Regions from separate parts of the Mus musculus genome. Here regions 1 and 2 are each linked to region 3. A link is a loop called in an ENCODE intact Hi-C map of the cell type or tissue named here. Cell type or tissue: heart. All regions are shown on one strand.

Region 1 (8,000 bases), 180 kb before region 3:
ATGTGAATCTTCTTGGGTTGTTTATAACAAAATGCCCTGGACTGGTGACTGAAGCAATAGCTCTCTGTTAACCCTCCCCCAACTCTGGATGCTAGTAGTGTCACATTAAACTCATGCAACTTTGCTTCTGTGAGGGCCTCCTTCCAGTTTTGTAGATGGCTGCCTTCTCCATCTGTCCTAGCAAGGCTAGGGTAGTGGCTGGGAAGGGGAGCTTGTAGACCACTGCTTGTAACTGTACAAGCCCCATTCTTAAGCTCTTATTTAATCTTCTTAACTTTTTCAGATGCCTCATCTACAACTCTAACACACTGTTTGGTTTTCAGCACGTGAACTGTAGAGGAACATAAACGTTCAGTGCATAGCAATTAGGCTGTGACCTGAGGTTCAGTCCTAGTTATCATTTGTCAACCTGACACAGCCTAGAATTATCTGAAAAGGGGGGCGGGGTTAATTGAGTAATTGTCATTATCAGATTGTTTTGTGGGCACATCCGTGAGGGATTATCTTGATTGATAATCGATACAGAAGAGCCCAGTCCACTATTGCGGGGAGAGGGTACCATTTCCCAGGCAGGTGGAGCTGTGCTATTATAAGGAAGCTGGTTGAGTGAGCCAGCAAAGACTGTCCCTTTCTGATTTCTGCTTGAGTTCCTGCTCTGACATCCCTCAAAGGTTGACTGTGACTTGGCTGTATAAGTCAACTAAATATTCCTTATAAGTTGCTTTTGGTCGGAGTGTTTCATCACAGCTATAGAAAGCAAAAAGAGGTCAGGGTCTTACCTTCCTTTTTGCAATATGAACTTGAATGTATGCTTGTGTTTGACTATATTTTTTATCCTGTGTTAGGTCTAAGAGACATGTTGTTTTGTTTTGTGTCTAACGACTCTGACCACATGGAGGATGGAGCAGTTCTGATGTTTGGATCTCTGGTTACTCTGTTCTCAGTGTGTCTTTAGTACTCATCCATCATGCTTTGTAAGACTTACTGCTTGCAATCTCCAGCTTTAAGGACAGGATAGGAGGGTGGAGGCAGCATAATCTTATGGAGCTGGGAGCTGGGATATTGGGTGAGTAGTGTGATCTGTTTTAGAAGTTTAGGGCACCTGGGGCAAGTTCCCATTACCTCACCAATAAGGAGACCCAACCTTCTGGAGGATTCTTTGTGGAAGAAGAGAAGGAAAAGTGGAGCCTACATAGCATCAAGGACTACAGAGTTCGGAAGGGCATCACAGATGCAATGCATCAGCTGCTTTTCCAGAGTGGGCTTTCTGTTTCTCATATTCTTCTATGAGGAGAGCCAAGTTCATCCTCTTGCTTGTCTGGGTCAGTGGGCCTCATTTCTGGCCTGTCCCAGCTGCATACATACTATTTAGCCTTTGCTATATTTTCAAATTACTAGGGAGATATTTAAACAACACGCTCCCTTCTATGCCCTAGAAATTCCGATTTAACGTGAGTGAGCTGGAAAGTTAATTTTTTTTTTTTTTGGTTTTTTCGAGACAGGGTTTCTCTGTGTAGCCCTGGCTGTCCTGGAACTCACTTTGTAGACCAGTCTGGCCTCGAACTCAGAAATCCACCTGCCTCCGCCTCCCGAGTGCTGGGATTAAAGGTGTGCGCCACCACGCCCAGCCGGAAAGTTAATTTTTTAAAGCTCCCCATGTGATTGGCTTGTGAGCAAGAATGGAATTCCGATACATTCTCTCTCTCCCATTTTCAAGGGCATCTACTGTGACAGTATGATAGTGTGTCAGTTTCTGGCCTTTTCACCAATTTGATCTTATTATGGCCTGTGGGGTAGACAGATACCATGCATCTGTCACGTAAAAAATGGAAAACTGAGACTACATTTGGCTCTTAGGTTGGGAGGTGTCAGGCAGTAGTAGCAGGAGACTCTGGACAAAGAAAAGCCAGGCTTAGCGTGAGGAGTCAGGAAGAGATGTATTTGTTTCATTGTTTTAGGCAGATTTTATTTACTGATTAGTTGGACAAATTTTTATGGACGGGCCATTGCATGCCAGGCACTGTGCCTGAGGCTGTGCCAGGTGTGTTGTGGATTAAGTGCTAGTGCTTGGCATGAGACAGGAGCTGGTCATTGTACCGAAGAGCAAAAGGTACCTACCCAGAGCTTGGCCTTGGCAAATGACTCTTCGGGAAAGCGTTCACAGTAAGAACATCATGAGACCAGGAAAGGCACAGCCAAAGTTGTTCTCTTTGCCTTACACAACTCATCCTGAAGAGATAGAAACACATTTGTTTTTCCATTTAAAAACTCATCCCAGGCTGGATCTGCCGAACTGTTGGGAAGAAGGTTTATAAACTCTGTATAGGGACAATTATATCAGAAAGACTATGGTTGGTGACTAGAAAGAGAGAGTACATGGTGGCTTTTAGAATCCTGAATTCCACTGTAGAGAAACTGGGCGTTCTGATAAGCACAGACCTCCGTCCATCTCTGCACAGGGACATTCCATCAAGAAAATCAAGCTGCAAGCTCACATTCTGGGGATGTTTCAAATATTAGTACTCAGGCATTTTTCCACTGTTTTGTTTTAATTCAAGTGGGATTTTATTTAAGACTCATAGGTCATGCGTTTTATATCCTCAGGCTTGATTTAAAATCTAGCCATGACAGATAGTAAACAGTGGTTTCATTTTCTTGTAACTGTAGTTCATGACACTGTGGTAAGAATCTAAACCCGGTGTCTGAACAATATGGAAAGCACGTGGCCTTTAAACTGAGCAGGGCCAAATATCCTGGTTCTGTCATTTACTCAGTTGGGATCCAGTCCAAGCAACTCAACTATCTCAAGTCTCTCTTCACCTTTAAGTGGGGCTAGCAATGTGACCAGTGGCAAATAGGTAATCGATTCTTGATGAATAGCCCTGCTTCTTTGCATCATTCTGTAGATTTATCATGGCTTCAGAATTCATCTCTAGTAAACTCACTGAGAAAAATCAGAATGTGTGCTTTACCTAATGGAAGCAACTCTTGCTAACTTTCCTCTAACCGGCTTCACGATTTTACCTCCTTGACCTTTAATGAGCACATGATTAACTTCCTTTGAAGAACAGGAAGTGGAATCCCTTGCAGGTCCACTTTCATCCTACCTTGGATAATTTAATCCTTTTACAAGTATGAGTCTGTAGCTGGCCACATTTTTTTTCTCTCTCTTTTTATGCATTTATCCAGGTGAAAGTGTGGTCAAAGTGATGGCAGACAAGGGAAGTCCAGGCCTCTTGGCGCTAAGTCAGAGGCCTACATAAACATCCCTGGGTTGGAGATTTGGAGATGAGAGAAGTTTCTAGACCTGTCCCCTCAAAAAAAATATCAGGAGCTTGCTACATTGCCAGAAAGGATAGTGCTTAGAAAGCAAAGGCCTTTGTGTTGAAAAACAAAACCAAAAACTTATAGTGACTATTACGTTCACACTTGAAATATCTGGCACTTCCAGGAGTAGGGAGGTGATGTTAAAAGGTGGTGTTTTTGCTGAAGGAAAATCTTATTGGGGCCAGGAAGAAAACCCAATGAACACCACTAGGGAAAATACTACTGAAATCCCCAGAACCACAAATCTCACAGCCCCCCGAAATACATCACAAAACAGCCCCCTCCCGACTTAATGTACTTTCCAGAAAAGATCCAGTTAAGCTTTAAATAGAGTGACCAGGGTCAAGGGAAACCGAGAAGGTCAAATCTCCTCCTGTTTCTGGCTTCCCATTTGATTTTTATCTCTCCTGTCAAGCAGTAGGACCTGGCAGAATGTCACCGGGCATTACATACATCGAGCGAACTTTCAGGAAATCGTGGGGGGCAGAGGGGGCAGGGGGGACAGGGGGGCAGGGAGGGGGGCAGGAAGAAGCCAGGCTATGTCTCTCTGTTAATACTCTTACGCTGTGGACCACAACAGACGTGAGAATTTGTGAGTATGAGCACACTAGGAGGCTGAAGCAGGAATCCTGGCCCGGGGATTAGTTTCAGGGAGGTTTGTGTAAAAGTATTTACTTTTGGAAGATAATACTAGCTCAATTATTTCCTATGGAAACTGGAAAATAAACACCCACTGTAAAGTAAACACAGGCACACTCTTACTTCTTCATGTGCACTCCTTTCCTGACTAGGGAACTAGAAAGATGTGTGTGTGTGTGTGTGTGTGTGTGTGTGTGTGTGTGTGTGTGTGTGTGTGTGTGTGTGTTTGTGTCCCTTGTGGTTGTGTTTTTTGGATGGAGTTTGATCAGGGGAAAGGCAGTTTGCCCATTTTCTGCCATGGAAGGACTTATTCCTACCAGTGAGTAGGCCCCTCTGGAGCTCAGCCTGCTCCATCAACATGCCGATGCAAAAAGATTGATGTGTTTTCACTGGAATTATTTTTCCGAGTCTGTTTGGGCTAGTTCCTGGTCTAGAGCCACCTCTTACAGGGATATCACAACTCTCTACTGAGAGAGAAAGAAAGAAACCCATGTTTCAGATATATCTCCCGCCCAGGTCACTGTTTACCCATAATCTTTTAGTAAAATATTTTTTCCCAGTAGCCCCCAAAAGAGACTAGGTTCCAGAACAAGAGAAATGTATTTTACTCGTGAGCCTAACTTTACCAGTCCTGGGAAGGATCCAGGCTGTCTTGTGAAGATGAATGCAAATGTTACTTGTCTAGGATAACAGGGGGCGAATGCACAGGAACGATGTCTTCAGGGTAGAGGGGTATTGAGTTCTCCACAGAGCAGTGAGACCAGACTGGAGCAGATCTCCATTTATTATAAAGGATGGTGACAGTCCACTTCCTGTTTCTGTTGATTTTAGGGTCTGCATCAAATGTGGCATTGCATCGCTTAAGGTATTGTTCTGTTATCCTTCCTGCATGCCAAGACAGTCAATAGCTTTCGTAGATCAGGCATTTGAGAAGTACATATTTCTACCTTTTCATTGTTAATGTTTAGATCTTTGTTTGACCTCCCTCCCTCCCTCCCTGCCTGTCTGTCTGTCTGTCTGTCTGTCTCTCTCTCTCTCTCTCTCTTTTTCTTTCTTTCTCTCTCTCTCTCAATATGTAGCCCTGACTGTCTTGGAGCTGACTATGTAGAACAGGCTAGCATCAAACCCACAGAGATTTTCTTGCCTCTGCCTTCTGACTGTTGGGATGTGTTTCTTAAGGACAGTGGCTCACAGGGCGTTTTATTGGTGGTCGTGATAGCATTTATTGCACTCCCATCATTGTAGTTTATCATCAAATAATGTTACTACTTTATATATAAAATACAAGAAAATTAAAATTACTTCCATCTTCTCCATTTAACTTTTGTGGTACTGTAATGTTAATATCATAATGCATTGTTACCACTTTTGCCTTAAAACACATATTTTAAAAAATATTTTAAGATTATGCATATGTGTGTGTGTGTGTGTGTGTGTGTGTTTGTGTGTTTGTCTGTATCTGTGCATGTGAGTGTAGGTGCCTGTGGAGGTCAAAAGAGAAAGTTGGTTCTATTGGAGTTGTAGTAGAAGGCAGTTATGAGACACCTGCTGTGTGTTCTAGGAACTAAACTTTGAGAAAAAGCCACATGCACTCTTAAACGGCTGAGCCATCTCTGCAGCCACCACGCCTATGTTTTAAAGAAATCTCCTCTGTACAGGTTCACATCCTTACCATTCTTGGACTTCCTTATTACTTCTGTAGATCTGATGATCTATGAGATTGTAGATCTTTAGGGCTGAAAAACTTCCCTTTGTTGCAGTAAAGGTTGATCATTGTAGATTCTCTCAACTTTTGTTTGTCTAAAAATTTTTTATTTAGATTTTATTTTTTTTAGTTGTTTTATTTTTCTTGCCTATTTTATTTATTTACATTTCAAATGTTATTCCCCTTCCTAGTTAAACTCCCTATTCCCTCCCCCATGCTCCCTGCTTCTATTTTTAAAAAGTTTTGGTGCATATGGATGTTCATGTTTTCTTTCCTTTCCTGTAGCACTTTAGGATGTCACCTGTGTCTGCTGTTGTGTCAGTGTCACTGAGTCTCTGCTGTGATGCCACTGTGTCTCTGCTGTGATGTCACTGTGTCTCTGCTGTGATGTCACTGAGTCTCTGCTGTGATGCCACTGTGTCTCTGCTGTGATGTCACTGTGTCTCTGCTGTGATGTCACTGTGTCTCTGCTGTGATGTCACTGAGTCTCTGCTGTGATGCCACTGTGTCTCTGCTGTGATGTCACTGTGTCTCTGCTGTGATGTCACTGTGTCTCTGCTGTGATGTCACTGAGTCTCTGCTGTGATGCCACTGTGTCTCTGCTGTGATGTCACTGTGTCTCTGCTGTGATGTCACTGTGCCTCTGCTGTGATGTCACTGTGTCTCTGCTGTGATGTCACTGTGTCTCTGCTGTGATGTCACTGTGTCTCTGCTGTGATGTCACTGTGTCGCTGCTGGGATGTCACTGTGTCTCTGCTGTGATGTCACTCTTTACTTTGTCCTTCTGTATTGTACATGCCCCTCCCGAATCATTCCATTTCTAGATCTGAGCAATTTTCCTATGATGTGCCCTAATATTTTCTTTATACTTATACTTCATGTGAGTGTTGTTTTTAGATCTGTAAGTTTTTTCCATTTTCATTAAAATTTGAAAAGACTCAAGTTCTCTTACGTGTTGTTGCTATGTCTGTTTGATGTCTCCAATGTCTCCATTTCTACTGATTGTGTTTTCTTTAAGTCCTTGGATTTGTGTAATATGACTGTCAAAGTACTTGTGAACCATCATCTTCATAGTTTATGTGTATATTTCTGTTGACCGGCTTTCCCTTGGCTCTAGGTCCTCTTTTACTATCCGATTTCTTTAATTGATTACTTTCTTTTTGGATAAGATACACACAGCAAAGGAGTATCCCATTGTTAAGTCAATTTTTGGAATTTTCTTCTAGTTGAATTTTGTCAAACAGTGAAGTCATGTGTAGATTGACTTGTTTTCCTTGAGGCTTGGTTTTGATGCGGGCCACAGTAGCCTCATTGTGGCATAGCTTAGCCCTAATACTTCTGGGGTGCCTTCTGAATGCTCTGCTTGTTCAGTACAGTGTCTTTAGCATTGCTGGTTAGAATCTGCATGCCTCACAGAAATTATTCAGCCCACAGCATCTTGGTCATTTTTTTTCATGTACAGCTCTTTTCTGCCTGGTTCGCAGCTCCTTAACCACACAGATGCAGAAGTGGAAATTCTGCCAACGACTCCAGGGAACCCCTATGTGGATTTCTGGAGTTTGTTTCCAATATAAATTTCTCTTCTCTTTCTGGTGCTTTGCCTTGAATGTTGAAGTTGCCTCAGTTCCTCTAAATAGTACATTGTCTCTTCAATTCCCAGAGATCATGTGATCTGCTTGGATTTCACTTCCTTGTACCTTATTTAGTATCCAGGCACAAGGCAGGATGTTGTACATGTAACATAATTTATTTCCTTTCTTTCCTGAATTATGTCCTATGTAGTGTTGAAGCCCATGTTTGGAAATAATTCCTTTCCTTCCCTCCCCTCTTTGTCTCTTCCCTTTCTCTCTCTTCTCCCTCTTTATCATTCTACACGTTCTCCTGTACCCCAGGCTGACCTTGGATATTCTATGTAGCTGAGAATGAAGTAGAACTATTGATCCTCCTGCCTCCACCTTGTTATTGCTGGATCAAGCCTGGCAATACATTTTTTTTCTCATATACATTGCCTCATTGAAAAAAAGCAGTTTGTAGAAAAAATTTACATCTACTACCTAACACTATATCATATACTAGACCTTATAAAATTCTATTTTTAGGCAAAGTAAAACAATATTTTTCTGTTACTCTTCCTAGTCACATACAATCTGATGACTGATGAACTAGGAAAAAAAAAGCTATTTCAACTCAGTGTTGAGAAATTAAGAATTTTCAAGAAGAGAATTTGATTATTAGAGTTACTTTGATATGTCTTTTCCTTGGCTCAAGTGTTTTTCTTTTCTTTTTTAACAAATATTAAAATAACCTACCTGCACTTTTGAACCCACTC
Region 2 (8,000 bases), 120 kb after region 3:
AAGATTCGAAGACTGGCACCAGACTCAATTTCTTTCTGACAAGGGTAGTGAAGAACCAAATGTTTAGAGTGTTTGATGTGTTCTTTGCAGCTACCAGGAAGATCATACACTGCTACTAGGACCCTGTCCTGAGGATTGTCCCTTCTTCAAGGGTGAAGCCCACAAACAAAAAGAGTAGGCATTGCAGCCCCTGCTCCTCTGCCAACTGGTGTCATTCACTGCATGACAAGTAACTCAGCCTTGTCCCAGCACAATGGCATCTTAGCTTCTAGGTCCCAGCCTGTTCACCTCCCCATGGGGTTAAAGTAGAATCAGATTAAATAAAGCATTTGGTTTATCTAAGCATCCTTTCCTCCCATCACACAGAATCTCACAGAGAAAGTGGGTTTTTATAAAGTAGATGAAGCATAAATTCAAACCATTAAATCATCTAAGAGTCATGTATGGCATTTAATGGAGGATGTAAAAAAGCCTTGACCTGCTTGTGACATTGGGGTGATAGATCTCTGATCAAAATGGATGCTAGAGCAGCCGTTGAATGTCTCCTAGCACGGGACCTCTGCAAAAGAAGCCACTATCAGGGCAGACATAGATGCATAGGACCTGATTAGTCAACTCACACTTGTGACTGTGTCTTCCTGGAAGAGGGAAGCACCGTGAAGCCAATAAGTGTTGGACGTGTCTTAGTGAACCATCTTTTCAGAGAAAACCCAGTTGCACAAGGAAAGATGCAATGCCAGCCCAAACTCAATTGTCTGCAAATGGTCTTCTAAAGTCTAGGGAGGTTCGTTTACCCTTAGGAATAAAGAGTCCCTTTGCTGGACAGCAGCAAAGCAGTGCAAATGAAACCAAATCATTCTAAACTGAACGGATTTTCTTATTCTGACCACAAAATGAGATCAGCCAGGTTCTTGACAAATATATCTCTCACTGGGCCCTCTGACTTCCATGGTTTGTTAAGGCAACTTGGTGAAAGTTTAAGTCCTTACACCAGTGACTTTGAGGGGGCATTATCCCTAGATACATTTTTTTCTACATTTAAAATAGGCAAATGGAATTGTAGCCATAGTTTTTCTAATGCACCTTTGGCAAATAAATATAAATCTGGCACCACATCAATGGGGTGTGCCTCCAGAGCACGTAGTAGGGCTAGTGGGATGGGCTCTGATCAGGAAGGAGAATAGCCATGGGTCCCAGGGGCTTGGGGACTGGCCTGGCATATGCCTGTGGTTCTTTAGTCCTGATCAGTTTGCATCTGGATTCTGCAAAGTTCCCCAGTCTGGATGATAAACTGCAGTCACTGGGTGAAGATGATCCACTGAGGAGAGAGCAATATCGCAGCTGTAGGCAACACTTTCAGGAATGGATGCACCCAGGACCCTTGCTTTAGATAGAAAAAGAATCTGTACAGATAGAGTTGAGTGTGGAAAAGCACTGAGGGAAGGGGCTCCAGTCTTTTCTCCGTTTTCAGTACCACCATTTACCTGGAATGGGTAAACCAGAGACTGCAGAAGTCCTACTGAGTGTTGAGGATAAGGCCACTTTCTGTCCCTGTGCTAAACACACAGAGCATAGCAGTCAACAAAGAGGAGAAAGGTGCTGAAGCCCAATGTCTGGGAAGTGAAGCTCCTTCACCCAGTTCTGCAAGAAATTAATTCCTATGTGTTCCTAAATTTATTCACAGTAACCTCAGGGTACTGAGAAAGCCTCTGGTCACAGTTTCCAAGACCCGGAGCTATATATGAAAAGGCCAAAAGCCAAAGAAACACAGTATTTGTGTTAGTATTCCTCCTTCATAGTACCTCAGGGTAATGGCACAGTCAGTAACAAAATAGGGACTGTGAAAGGACCTGCCCTAAAGACTGTGGTCATCTTTCAGCCCAGTTCACCCACTTCTGGATCATAAGTGTTTAGTGACAGGTATTCACTGTGTAGCCTCCTTAAAGTACTTCTTTGTGACAGACTGAAGCATCCCTAGGGCAGGGAACTCTGTACTTCCTTCATGGGGCATAGCCTCACTTTGTATACATGGCATTTGTATATATTACCTTTTCTCATTGCTATGACCAAATACCCAGCAGAAGTGACTTAAAGAAGGAAGCATTAATGTGGGTTCAGTCTGAGAGAGTTCAGTCAGTCATGGCAGGGAAGGATTGGCTGGGAAAGAGCAAGGCTGGAATTCTCATATCGCAGTAGACCTAGAAGCAGCAAGCTAGGGCCAGGAAGTGAGGATGCTATAACCCTTAAAACCCATCTCCTCAAGTGACCCCTGTCCTCTAGCTAGGTCCATTTCCTGAAGGTTCTACAGCTAAACCAACACCAACTGAGGCCAAGTGTTCAAATACATGAGCTTGAAGAAGGGCATTTCATTTTCAAACTATAACAGAGAGCAAACAATATCAGAGAATAGATGGATGGATGGATGGATGGATGGATGGAAGGATGGATGGATGGATGGATGGATGGATGGATGGATGGATGGATAATGGGTAGATAACTAATAAGATTCTGTATGCCTAGTTCTCCAGCTTGGTGTCAGCTGGCCAAACTTCAAAGCCAAAGTTATCAAGGAAATGGGCGAATTCATAAAATTTCTCCAGTCTTTCATGTCCTCTCCAGTCCAAAACACTGGCACTCTCAGTAGCTCTTTGTATGCACTCTTAATGACTAGACTCTAAAAATGTAATACCTTTAAAAAGTATTTTAATCAACATATGATTGTGCATATTTATACGGTACAATGAGGTTTGATACAAGTATACAATATAATCACATCAGGGTAATTAACCAGTCCTGATCTCAGATGTTTATCAGTTTCTTCTGATAAAAATATCCAAACATATTTTGAAAAGCATTGTGAATTCTTATTAACCATAGTCATTCCATTGTGTTACAGAACACTGGAACATATTTATCCCATCTAATTGTAGTTTTGTACCTAGTAACCAGTTTCCCCCTACCACACCCTCCCTTCCATCTCCTGGCCTCTAGTAATGATTCTTTCTACATTCATGAAATCATTTAAAAACTTCTATAAATGACAGAGAACACTCTGTGTTTGTCTTTCTGTGCCTGGCATGTTTAATTTAGCATAATGCCCTGTAGGCAGGCTTCACAAAAAACTAACAACTGTGTGATGTAGCAATCCTATCACAGAGTAAGTATCCAAGAGGGGAAAAATCAGGATGTAGGAGATATATTATAGCCCACTGTTCATTCAGAACTATTATAATAGCCAAAATAGGAATCATTTTAGGAATCTATCAATAGATGAATAGCGATAAAATGTGGTATGTGCATCCTGTCCTTTGTGTCAAATCTCTTTTAAATTGCGACTTTTTCTGAGAAAGAATCACTTCACCATGCAATAAGATATGAGACTGCTCTAACAATGTATTTAGAAAGTTTTAGCCTGGTATTGGCTGACTGGTGTGGAGACCTAAGCCTCCTCTTGGAGACTTCTTGACCAAAGAGGAGATGGGCACTGGTCTCTAAGTATCTGATAAGGCCTGCAGGATTTCCAGGTAGACACACCGTTTACTATCATGCTATTTATCAACCACATGTTCACAGCACAGATGGAATTTCTCTTCAGATGATTCATGTTCCTTGTCAACAAACCTTTTTACACCCGTATCTAGTTCAAACTCACCCAGCTTCAGAGTGGGGGGGCTGGCTGGTCACAACCTCTGCCCCCTTAGGGGGAGTTGTGAAGATTTGGAATTGAATTACAAGAGCCACCAGAGACTTCCCTATTTAAGGTTGAAAACAAAGCTCTAGAACTCATCTAGTTTGCTGTCTTGTCTTGTAATATTTACTGCTTCTGCTCCTGAACTGAATGAGTCAGTATTACTAATCTCATGGAGTGGTTGGGACAATCAAATAAGGGAATGCAATCAAGAAAATGTGAAGAATATAACTTTTAATAAACTAGTAAAACCACATCAAGGTAATCCTTTATAGATATGTCCAACCCTTTATAGATGTGTGTCCTAGATCCTGTAAAGTTGACAGTGACTATTGTGATAGAGCAACATAAATTATTTCTGCTGTTCAAGCATACCCCAAGGCTAAGATCCCAACATCAAGACGTAGAATAACTGTCCTAGTTGTCATTCTCAACTATCAACTTAGCACAGTATAGAGTCATCCGAGGGAGCCTCAATCGACAGACTAGCCATATAAGAACAGCATGTATAAGATATTGTTTGGATTGACAATTGCTATAGGAGGATCCAGTCTACCTTTGTCAGCGTGTTCCCTAGGCAGATGGGACTGGGATGTCTAAGAAAGTGAGCTGAGTATGAGCCTGTAAGTGAGCCAGAGTGTAAGCCAGAAAGCAGTGTTCCTCCATGGTTCTGCCTCTGGCTTCCTGACTTGAGTTTCTGCCCTGACTTCCCTCTGTGATGATTTGTGACCTAGAAGTGCAAACTAAATATACCCATTCCTCCCAAGTCGTTTTTGGTCAGGAAGCAACAGGACAACAAGCTAAGTTAAAAAATGCAATTTTGCCATGGGCTCAAAAGGAAGAATATACCACCCTGACACTGTCTATTTTAAACTTCCTAACAGCTCAGTGAGACAGGTTTGCTATCTGTCCCACTGTATAGATATGAAATAAAGAAGATAATATATCTAAGCTTATAAATATTAAAATTTGAGTCCAGATATCATCTAAGGCATAGGAGTGGCCTTTATGTCTCAGAAGCATCAAGGAACAGTATTTCTGTGGATTTATTCCTCTTTACCGCTCTAAAGTTCTTTGCCTCTTTGTTCTAAGCCACAGTTACAATGTAAAACTTCCAGATAACTTGGTGGCATCTAAGTTTCTATGACCAGCTCTGGCTTCACAATTCTTTCCACTTATGTCAGCTATGATGAGACAAGTCTATGAATAGTGTCCAAGACACCTATGTCAAAAGATGGAAGTTCGGCTTTAGCTGCCTTGATTTAGGATGAAAAGGGTGACATCTATTGTCTGAAAAGAAGCCATGTTCTGATTTGTCATCTAAATGCTTTTTGATTGGTGAGGCTTTGCCCAGATTATTTCTTACAGGAGATATCATATTTAAAAGAGAAAAAAAGAGACAGTGGAGGATAACCCTGGTGGGCAGGGCATGACGCCCTTGAACTTGACTGCAGCTGCAAAAAAAAAAAAAAAAGATTAGTCCAGAACAGAGGGTTTGTACCCCCAGAGTCAAATTTCATGGAGCCCCGCTCCAGGAGTTATTGCATGCATTATCCAAAAATCTGTTTGAACTTTTTTCACTTTACCATCCTGGACTTGTAAAGAAAACGGTAATTGCATGTTTTGAAGTCCACAAAAAACGAAAGGGTAAGGTACATGGAGACAAACTGCTCCAGATCGTGGCTTAAGCTTCTCCTGGCACCAGCCCACTTCTGTGGATTTCCAGCCGGGAAGTACCACCCGGGTTTATTTTCAGGGGTGGGAAGTCAAGTGACAATTATCTCCTGTCACAGAAAATTAAAAACCCAGGCTCACCCATCCCAGGAGCTGGACCAGTGTAGAACCATAATGACAGGCTGAGGCTGGGGCATTTCCTTTAAAGGCATGGGGCACTCAGGAAACACACAAAGTAAACAGAGACATAAAAGTGCATGGAACAGGCCCACATGCTGGGCAAGAGTCTGCGCCAAGAGGAGAGAGTGCATTGTCACTCCCCTGGGCACTGAGAACTGCGGTCTCTAAGAGAACTCAGATAAGCTGGATGAGGATGGTGTGGGCTCTACTGTGTACTGTGTGGGATCTCATGAGGATGAGATGGGTGGTCCTGCCCCTCATTTCTATGATGTTAAGAGCATTTTCCCATCCTGTTTACTCCTAGCAGAGTTTTCTCCATCCATGTCTGGACACCTGCCCATGTTCCCCTGGACAGGGTTGCGGTCCTGGAAGCCAGGGCTTTGGCTCGTGTTCTGTGTTGACATTACTGTGACAAGCTGGGGTGAAACTCGCCTCTTTCAGGAAGGCTTCTAGGACTGCAACAGCCTCTCCTCACAGCTTCCACAGCTGTCTCTGCAGTCATCTGAGCAGGGATTCTTGCATGGTCTGTTGTCTTCAAGAGTGGGGACAATTTTTCTTCCTGTTGATGTTAAATGTGCATGTTAGACCTCCCCCAAATGTTTGCATAGCTACTTCCACATCACCCAGTAAGGGATGTAGGGCCGGAAGTCATCCTGCAATCCTGCAAGACTAATTAATGGGAACTCATAGAGTCAAGTGAACAAGAACACGGGTTTCATTCAGGCTGTCTCCCAATCTGTCAAGGCCTTGGTTTCTCTCAGCTGTAAACAGGGATGGAGATAGCTCCCTTCCATGAGGCTATAAAGCATTAGAGATTCAGCAAGGTAACACAAGAAATTTACAGACACCTCATCTAGGGGAGAGGCCCTGGAGAGTTGTTATTATTTTAGAAATGATAGAATTCTAAGCTCAGAGCAGTTGATACACCGCCAGTGGCATGAGTGCCTCTTAACTTCCTCATATTTTAAATAGAAATAATGGCATCATATATCATATATACTACATTGAAATGCTTAATTCAATCTATTGTTAGCATATATAGTCAAGCAGAATAACAGGCTACGTTGTTCTGGGTCTCCCTTTTCCTCCAGGGTCACTGGCCACCGACCCATGAGAGCGGAGGGAGCAGAAGTGGACAGCAGGGTTTGTGTACAGTGCGTATGACAGAAGAACTTCTGGGAGTCAGCTTCAGTGAGATAGCTCTACCTTATCATTTCAGAGACAGGGTAGATAAGAGCTTTTATAGTGAGTAGAAAGGGCTGTTTGGTCATAACACAGTACCTAATTACCAGGCAAGAAGCCCTGTGCAGGGTCATCTTCCAAATGAGTTCAGGCACCTGTGCTCCAAACAAGGTCGGGCAAACCCCACTGAGAGAGGGATTCCTTCATCCTGCACCCATCAATGGGAACCCTAGACAGGGTGGACTGCGACCTTAGCAGCAGGGCTCTCCAACGCATTGTGCTGTTTCAGATATGCATAGGGCATACTTTGCTCACATCCAAACCTCCTCAATCTTTCCCCCTCTTTTTCTCCTCCCCTGGTTCCCTTCCCATTCTCTTTTGGACAGTTTTAGCCTCATGTGACCTCTCTCCTCCCCGCGACCCTGTCCCCCTACACTCCATGTTTGAAAGTAAGCATGTCTTTCAGAGTCTTGACTAAATTTGCTTAATATGATAATCTCCAATTCCACCCATTGTCCTACAATGATTTCATTCTTTTTGAGTTAGTAGTATCCACTGTGTATATACTGCACACTTCCTCATCCACCATCTATTGATGGGCACTGAGGCTGCTCTGTAACTTGGCTATTGTCAATAATGAGGGTGTAAAGGCATCTCGTGCATGGTGACGTTGATTCCTTTGGATGTATACTCAGGATTGGTACAGCTTGACCATATGCTTGGCCTATTTTAGTATTTTGAGGAACCTTGATAGTGCTCTTCACAGTGGCTGGACTGATTTACAGACCCGCCAACAGTGTATACAGATTCCTTCGAAGGTACTTTTAGAAGCATGCTATACACTGGGATGTGCCTCAGAACTTTAATTAACCTGCCTGAATACTGGATGCCTGGAACGCATCAGTGCTGGAGCTAGGTTTTAGTACCCCCGACTTTCCTTCCCAGCATGCCATGCTTTCTCCCTGATAGGCTGGTATTCCTTCCAGTACCAGAGCTGTGCGGTGGTCTTCATGGAGAAAGAGTATCACTGGAGATGGATTTTGGGAATCTATAGGCTTAGCCTACTTCAAGGTTGCTCTGTCTGTTTTGAGTTTACAGTAAAAGATGTGCTCATTCAGCTCCTGCTCGTGTCGTCACGCCTGCCACTTGCTGCAATGCCTCCCCGCCATGACAGCCCTTATGCCCTTGGCAATGTCAGCCAAACTAAACTCCTTTCTTTTATAAGTTACCCTGGTCATGGTGTTTCGTAATAGAACTGGAGGACTAAACAAGACGC
Region 3 (8,000 bases):
CCCTGGAATTATCAGGGCAGTATCACTACCCCACAGGCACTGAGTATCCACTGGGTGTCAGGGGCAGCCAGGAGGGCATGCGATGACATACCAAACGTGGTTATTCATCCCTATTACCCCTGACTGATCCAAGGACACGCCTACACAGGGGCTGTGTTCATTCCAGGATACCTGAGTGCCTTGTCGCCAGCCGGGCCATGGCTTTCTCTTTTCAGAGTTCCACATCTGCACCCAGTGAATCTCTTTGTTTATGCTATAAAGTGCTCAGGCCAACTCTAGCAGCTTCACGCTAGCTCTGCTATAGAAGAACAAGGTCACCATACACAAGACTGAACCAACCGCCCTTAACAATTAAGTAATTCAAGCTGTCTTCCCTAAGGCTGACAATTACTGTCACCTTCCTTTGGGTGGTGATATGGTGAGATAATACAGGATGGGTTCCTTTCCAGAGGCCAAAAGCCATAAGAGTAATCATATTTCATAGCTCCCGTAACCCTCCACCCAGACAATGGAGGTGTGGTATCCAGAACTAGGTCAGACATACCTGAGTTCAAACTGTGCCCTGCTACTTACTTAGCTGTATAAACCTGACCAAGGTACAGAACTCGAGAGTCTAAGTTCTTGTCTGGAAAAGAAGTACCATACCATCTATCTCAAAGACTGGCTATGGATATTAAATGAGACAATCACACAAGTCAAATCACTTGTCTAGCATCACACACGTGCTACACGATAGAGCCAGGCAATGCACCTGGGTGCTCTTACCCCAAGCTAATAATGTCAGGCTTTCCCAATCCTTTAATCCAAAAAGGCACAGACTCCCATATAGATTTGGGCACTAGGACACACCCACAGTTAGGTATGTTCTTTAATGTATAACTTTGGGCAACCTACATCACTGGTCTGTCTTCTGTTATTACACCTGTAAAATGTAGGCACTAGCACACCTTTCATAGAATGATTGTTTAGTAATGAAGAGGTTAACGAAGGCACTGAGAAGAGTACTTAGCCTAGCACTGAGGATTGTTTAGTAATGGAGAGGTTAACGAAAGCACTGAGAAGAGTACTTAGCTTAGCACCGAGGATTGTTTAGAAATGGAGAGGTTAACGAAAGCACTGGAAGAGTACTTAGCTTAGCACCGAGGATTGTTTAGAAATGGAGAGGTTAATGAAGGCACTGAGAAGAGTACTTAGCTTAGCACTGAGGACAGGCTTTGTGCTAGAATTACTTTTGATGTTCGTTAGAATTCTCTGACCTGCACTTTTAAGAGATTTTTTTTAATTGGCCTGGTTGAATCTGCTACTTGTTCTCTGGGAAGCATAGTGTATTTAAAAATACAATTTTTCGGTTCTTAATGAAAAAAATCAGTGGGATTCTAGTTAGAAAGACAGCCTTTATGAAATCAGACTGAAACAATGGTGGTAATAATAATAATAATAATAATAATAATAAGTAGTAGTAGTACTAGTAATAAATTGGCACAATTTTTCTAAGGGCTTTTAGGTTGGGAACTGTATTGCCACCCATTGGATAAATGCTATGTCTAAATGGGCAAAGGACTTGTGAAAGTTTTATGGCTTGGTTAAAAACCTTAGGGTGATATAGGTTAAAGAGATTTTATCCCCAATGCTGTTGAATAGCAGGAAGTTTATAAGTGGAAAAGGGCAGCTTTTGTGAACATGTCAGACATAAAACAAAACACCACATTAAAGGGAAGACTGGAGCGCAGATAGGGCCGCCTGGCTCCAGGGAGCCGTTCTGCAATCATGGTCACAGCTTTCTATGCATCTTGGACCCCATTTAAATTCACAATAAAAACCAAGAAAGCAAATGTACACCAGGTACTTTACTCTCGACACCTTTCTAGGTGCCCTGAAGATAGGAGGCAGACTTTCAGGGTGCAGATTAGGGGGGTGGGAAGGAGCTCATCTTACTTCATGTCTTCAGGGGGCTGCCACAGCCTCGGCACCATGTTCCAATCATGGAATTCAGAATGCAAATCTCTAGCAGATGAGACGGCTGGAAAACAGAAACTGCCACAGACCCAGAAGGCTTCCAAAGTTCTCCTCTAAACATCATCTGAGAGCCCAGGGGCTGTGAGCCCCGAGACTGGTAGCCCCGTCTTCCAACCATGGGTGAGGCCTCCTGGAAAACCTAGGCACTTCCAGATGGACTGTCAACCATTCCTTGAATATAGATCTTAATCCTTTATCTCACACGTTACATCGCTAGACATTTCATAACGGCCTTATGGCCGAGTCCTTCATTCTGAAAAAGGTGTTTGTGTATACTGACATCTAAACTGTCCATCAAATCACAGTGGTGGAGGTATCTACAACTGTCCAGAAGTTGTACTCCCTAGCTCAGTTGTTAGTTGAAAGATCTTTTATAAGTCAGACCATTACAGGAGTCTTTTAATGGACTTAGGGGTGCCCCTGGGGCATCCTGGCTGCTTCCTGGGGAGGCTTATTTCTCCCTGTGATGTTAAGGGGGAGTTCCCAAGTCTGGGTCTACTATTAAAGCAGGGACATCTGCTACCCTCCTAATATTTTCAAGGCGGCACCCCTCCTCCACCCCCTCCCAGAACTCGAGGATACTGGGAGGGCTACAAGCTGCCAGGGTGAGGAAGCAGCAGAAGGAATCTTTGTCTCCCCAACACATCCATCAGTTCCCTCCCCAGAGCCCCCACTACACACTGCACACAATCAGCAGCCCACTCCCCGCAAACGCACCAAGGCTGCAAAGATTCAGGCTCCAGTCCCTGCCTGACATTCCTCTTCCCACCCTCCTTTTAATTCACTCACTTTTTTTTTTTTAAACAAAATGTAATTACTTGACTGTCAGCCGGGGCTGCACTCTGGGGCTTTAACTCCTTTCAACACAGATGTGCGCCCAGCTTTGATGCCGCTGTACTCGCAGCTTGTCCCAGCCACAGCCGGCTCGGTAATGTAACATTCAAGTGCATATTTATTTTTAAACTGACCTCTCCTAGACGGTGCAGTATAAAGCAGGTCCTGCCAAAAAATATGCTACTTTCTATTTATAAGATGAAACACATGCCTTCCCTCCCAAAGGCGAGAGCGGGGTGGAGTATAATAATTCATAAAGAAAAAAACTGACTGGCCGGATCCATTCGTCCTCGCATGGCTGTGTCAAGATACTTAGTGAGAAGGAAGAGAAAAGAAGAGGAAGAAGAGCAATAGCAGGAGGAAGAGGAGGAGGAGAGGCAGGAGGAGAAGGAGAGGGGAAGGAGGAGGAAGAGGGAGTAAAGATCTTGTAAACGCTTCAGTTGTTCAGAAACCGCAGTCGAGAAAGAAAAAAAAAATTTTTTTCCCCCAACTGCCAGATCTGCAGGTTGGAGCCTCAGCTACAATGTGCTGCCTCTGTCAGTTCGGAAACTGCCAAGCTGCGCGGTGCACTCTCGCGCCGCGCCGCATCGGTGCAAACACACAACTAGAGGGCCGCGGTAGCCAAGTGCGGTTTGTTCTGCTGGAAAAACGCAACACGCGCCCAGAATGGCTGTCAATGGCCTGGAGGGGGCCGTGCTGACTGCAGCCCCACCCTAAAGAAGTAGGTGGCAGAGCTCCGCGTCCTGATCCCCCCTCCCGGACGTCAAGCATGATGTCCCCTTTGATCCTCTAAACATCAGCTCAACCAGGCGGTGCGGTAGATTATCCTCGCACCCTCTAAGTCTTCCAAGGCCACCATCTGCACTAGCTGGAAGGGGGCTTAGGTTGAGGGTCGGACAGTCTTACAGGTGGAGAGACAGCCTGGGTCACACACTCACCAGCAGTCTCTAAGGCTCCTAGCTTCTGCCCGGAGGGCCGGGCGTCGGCCCGGGTCGCCTCCCGAGGGCGCAACAGTCCTCGCTGGTGCGCGCAGAACCAGAGGGGCGGCAACGGTTCACCGCAGAATCTGCTCCGGGACTGCGCGCGGCGTCTCCCGGGAGGCAGCCGCTGCGGAACTGGGTTGTCGGTGAGCGTCCCGCTGCTGTGCTCCCAGCGGCAGTTGGAAGCGCCCGCGACACTGTGCGCGCGGCTGCCGGACGCCGGGCCTCAACCTGCCGAGGGCGGGGCGCAGGACGCAGGGCGGGGCCGGCGCGGGGCGGGGCGGGGCTGTGAGGCCAGGGCAGGGCGGGGAGAAGGGTGCGGGCCGACCTGGACCGTCCCTCCGTTGTACCTGTCCCCCACCTCCCCACCACCCCCAGACCCGCAGGACTGGAGGCGAGGCTGCGGACTCTTGGAGGACAAAGGCTACCCACTGTCACCTCCCAGTTCCACCCCTTCCCAGTGGTGGCTTCTCTCAGAGGCAATGCCGGCTGGGGCTCCCTCAGGCACAAAGAAAAGTGGCGGGGTGCTCCCTTTAAAGAGGGGACCCCAGAGCGTTGCTGTCCGTACGGTGCGGGAGAACAATGGGACTCCGCCCGCACCCGGGACCCTCGTGCTCACCCTCGTGTCCCCGCCTTTCCCTGTCCTACCTAACCCACCTAGCAGTGCGGGGCTTCGCAGCGGAGGAAGGGGACCTGCGCGGGGAAGAAGGGCCACCTGACCGGGTCGCCGCAGCGCGGCCGCAGCTCCCTGGGGACCCCCTGGCAGCTGTAGCTCTCGGGAGGGAAAAGGAGGGTCGCGTGCTGTCAACGTGCAGCCGGCTCCCCTTGCAAGCTGTCGCCAAAACCTGGAGCGCGGATCTGACGCGCGGGAGACGCGGGGTGGAGGCTGAGAGCCTGCGGGACGCAGAGAAACGCAGACGCAGCAGGTTTTTCCTGTCGGGAGGGTGACGTCTCCTCCCCCTCCAGGTCTGTCAGAGATTGACCTAAAGCTGCGGAAGCGGGTGGCGGCTCTCCGGGACGCTCTGCGAGGCGGCGCAAGTGGCGCAGCTGCTGCTGCTCCGGACCGTAAAATTCCGCCCGTGGCGACACCTGCACCTGTCGGTCACCCAGCCAGGGCCTCAGGACGACCCGCCCCTCTGTCCCTGGACCTCTGTAGGAACCCAGAGAATTAATGTTAATTGTCTTAATTGGTCGCCCTCTCTTCCTTCTCCCTTAGTCCGCCAGGTTGGAGACAGGAAAAGGTGGTGTTTTCCGGCGTTGATGTCCCCCGCCGGCTTGGTTGACCTGGAAAAGGAGCTAGAACCCCGAGTAGTCGCACGCTCCAGGTCTGGCCCCAACCCTGGGACTCTCAGGTTGCCTGGAAATCCTGGCACAAAGCAGAGCCCCTCCTGGAGACCTTGGCTTCCCTGGGCGCTATCGGGGTCATCACAAGGGTGCCCCCAATCTGAATCGCTCTGAAACCTTAGACCGGGTGCACTTTAAGCCCAGGTCCTAAACCACGGTCGACGTTAAGATGAATTTAAAAAGGAAGCGGACACAACTGTTGGGGAAAGCAAAATACTTGGGTGGAGTGTTAAAAGCCTCAAAGAAAATAATAGTTGGCAGGTTAAACGGCCATGAGGTCGGAAGTCAAATACAAAACCGCAGAAGTGATACCAGAATTTTGACAAGCAAAACAGTCGGTGAAGATAAGGGACCCGGCACTGTTTCCCTTCTCCGAATGACCGACTGCTCCGAAGTTGCCTTTGGCAGATACCTGGGTTCCACTCCGAATTCCTCAGAGTTTTACTTGGGGTTCATATTTCAAAATATATGTTCCATTTGGCACTAATGTATATATTTTATATATGAATTTATTGAAAAATATTAAATGTTACTGGCCTAGTTAGATAAAGGTATTTTTATAAATATTTATGCACAGCTTTCATTACATATGGTATTTTTAAAAGTACAAATATGCATGTATATACATTTATGAAATGCTGTATGAAAATTCCTTTTTTACGCATAAAAGCATTCCTTACACATATGTCATGTGTGTGATTTTTAAAATTCGTTCTATTGTTAGCTGCCATTAAATGCAGTCCATTTCCACGTGTCTAAGTAAATAATTTCTTTTACAGTTTGTGCAAACATAGGGTGGCAGGTGGCTATAAGTTAAAACTTTTATGCCAAAACTCTGTTTTCATTCTTATGAGCTGTTTCTGTTTCACGTAGAGGTGGTTTCTTTCTATATGAGGTTTTAAACAAGTCTTTACCATTGAGCCCTAGACAGTGCATGTGTAACCTACCTCTTCAAGGGTTTCTGGTAGTGCTGACTTGATCCATCCTGGCTTCCCTGAGGCTGTGTTATTTTATTTGTGCTGAACACCTTCAGTGAGGAAAAAAGCCCTCATGTTGCGAATTTTCTTTCCAAATGAGTTCATTTCCTGATTTAGTCATGGCAGCCTTTTGGTTCCGTGGGTTTAGATTTTGTTAACTTCAGGAGGCTCTCCTGCTAAGCAGAAAGGAAAACTTCGCTTCGTGACGACTGAGACTTCTGAGACTGTATTTCAGAGAGGGTTAGCCTTGGGAAAAAATCAGTGGGAATCTTGGAAGTCTAGGACTAATAGCTATAGCACGCAGGGCCTACGGATGAGTCCCTATCATCTCTTTGACTTCCCACTGAAGCTAGACTAGTGTTGGTTTCCCCTAGGATGGAGTAGGGAGAACTGTCACGTGGCTTCTGTTCATGGCTGCCTTGCCAATACTTGCTCTCACTTGTCTTCATCCCACCATATGAGACTCCAAGCTGCCCTTCAGTTTATGCCTGCTGAGCCCTGCCCTCTATCTGTCCAGGACACTTCTTCCCCCAAAGCTTCAAAGCCTCCTTTCTCCCTTCATTAAGATCTTTTTTTTTTCAAATAAGACTTCAAGGGTGAGACTTTCCCTCCCCTAAAATAGCAGTCCCACCCAAATTCCCTTTCCCTGAATAAAGCAGGAAGAATAGTTTCTTCATGACCTGACATGACATCATATGTATTTATAGTGTTGGTTATGGCCTGTTTTCTGCGATGCATGGATGGATGGGCATGAAGTACTTTGTAGCTTCTGTACCTAAAACAGGGCCTGGCACGTAATAATAACAATAATATCTGTTGAATAAAAAGTCCTTAATAGCAATCAGCCATGAGTCTAAGAGCCTTATTTACAAACTCTATAGCACAGGATAATATTATATTAAACATTCCTGGGATAGACCGCACAACTGCTGAAACCAAAATTTCAGTCCCTTTACTTTAGTCTAACTGAAGGAGAAACACAAAACACATGGAACGTTTTAAGTTCTAAAACTCAAACATTTGAAAGGAAAGCTTACAAAAAAGCGTCTTTGTAGTCCATGTATAATGCATAACTATTTTTCTTCTGGCAAAGCTGAAATGTACTCGTGTGTGCTCAGCTGGGGTTTTCCTCCTAAAATGCCACATTCGGGTTGAACTGAAGCATATATGTTCCCCATTATCCCCCCCCCCCAAGTTAGATCTGAGGGGGGCGGTGCCAGTAAGAAACTGCAAGGTTGAGACTTTTTGTTTGAAGGTGCTGGGGATGAAGCCCAGGGCACATACTAGGCACACAGCCTATCACTGAGCTACGCTCCCAGCTTGATTACAATGTTTCAAGTGCGGCTCTAGCTGCAGCTTAGGTGTTCCCCTCGCTCACAAACTTTAGCTACACCTGAGAGGAACTCTATACAGTCACCAGTGGGAATGAATTGCCTTCACTAGTTGCCAAATAGCTTAGAAATTTTCTAACTAGCAATTTCCTTGTAAATAAAGAAACTCAAGTCACCTTTTGGTTAAGAGCCTGAGCTTCACCTAATCCGACCGAGCAGGAAATGGTATATTGGAAACTATGGTAGCATGCAAACGGCAGGCCTGGTTTACGGGTTTAAGCAGGGCAGAAGGTCAGCCTGGAACTTTGAAGACAATTTGTGTGAGATTACTAACCATGGCCCAGCACTAATTCAATCATGGATAAGACCTTCAGCTATAGACATAGGTGTAATCGATCTGATGGTTAGTGGAAATTGGTGACTGATGAAGAGCATTGCCTAAGATTTATATAGCCTTCGCTACTCTTAATCATCCTTTTACGTGTAGCTCACGCCATCCTCATTTCAGGTTGCGTTGT

Evidence for each region. A loop is a pair of places that touch in the nucleus more often than their neighbours do. Peaks named below come from ENCODE experiments on the same cell type or tissue, not always from the same donor. Only the 100,000 strongest peaks of a DNase experiment are listed, where the experiment ranks them.
Region 1: it touches region 3 in a loop (2.8-fold over the local background); 2 of 42 quality-filtered maps call a loop at or near these places.
Region 2: a loop joins it to region 3, with 3 times the contacts of the local background. A loop is called at or near these places in 3 of 42 quality-filtered maps.

Annotation. Positions count from the first base shown.
Region 1 is chr17:79,168,260-79,176,259 of GRCm38, forward strand. No RefSeq gene overlaps it. Among named protein-coding and RNA genes, the nearest start is that of Qpct, 120 kb to the left of the region's middle. In heart, no CTCF peak of the experiment used is centred here; no DNase peak of the experiment used is centred here.
Region 2 is chr17:79,466,876-79,474,875 of GRCm38, forward strand. No RefSeq gene overlaps it. Among named protein-coding and RNA genes, the nearest start is that of 4930429F11Rik, 7.0 kb to the right of the region's middle. In heart, a CTCF peak has its summit at 4,991; DNase peaks (open chromatin) are centred at 5,576 and 5,926; H3K27ac peaks cover 369 bases.
Region 3 is chr17:79,351,029-79,359,028 of GRCm38, forward strand. It overlaps Cdc42ep3 (CDC42 effector protein (Rho GTPase binding) 3), which reads right to left and starts at 4,063. Exons shown (of 2, transcript NM_026514.3): 1 at 3,789-4,063. It overlaps Gm17315 (predicted gene, 17315), which reads left to right and starts at 3,671. Exons shown (of 2, transcript NR_165822.1): 1 at 3,671-3,976; 2 at 4,797-6,992. In heart, CTCF peaks have their summits at 3,558 (motif pointing right) and 4,858; DNase peaks (open chromatin) are centred at 3,623, 4,063, 4,853, 5,093 and 1 weaker place; H3K4me3 peaks cover 3,529 bases; H3K27ac peaks cover 3,695 bases.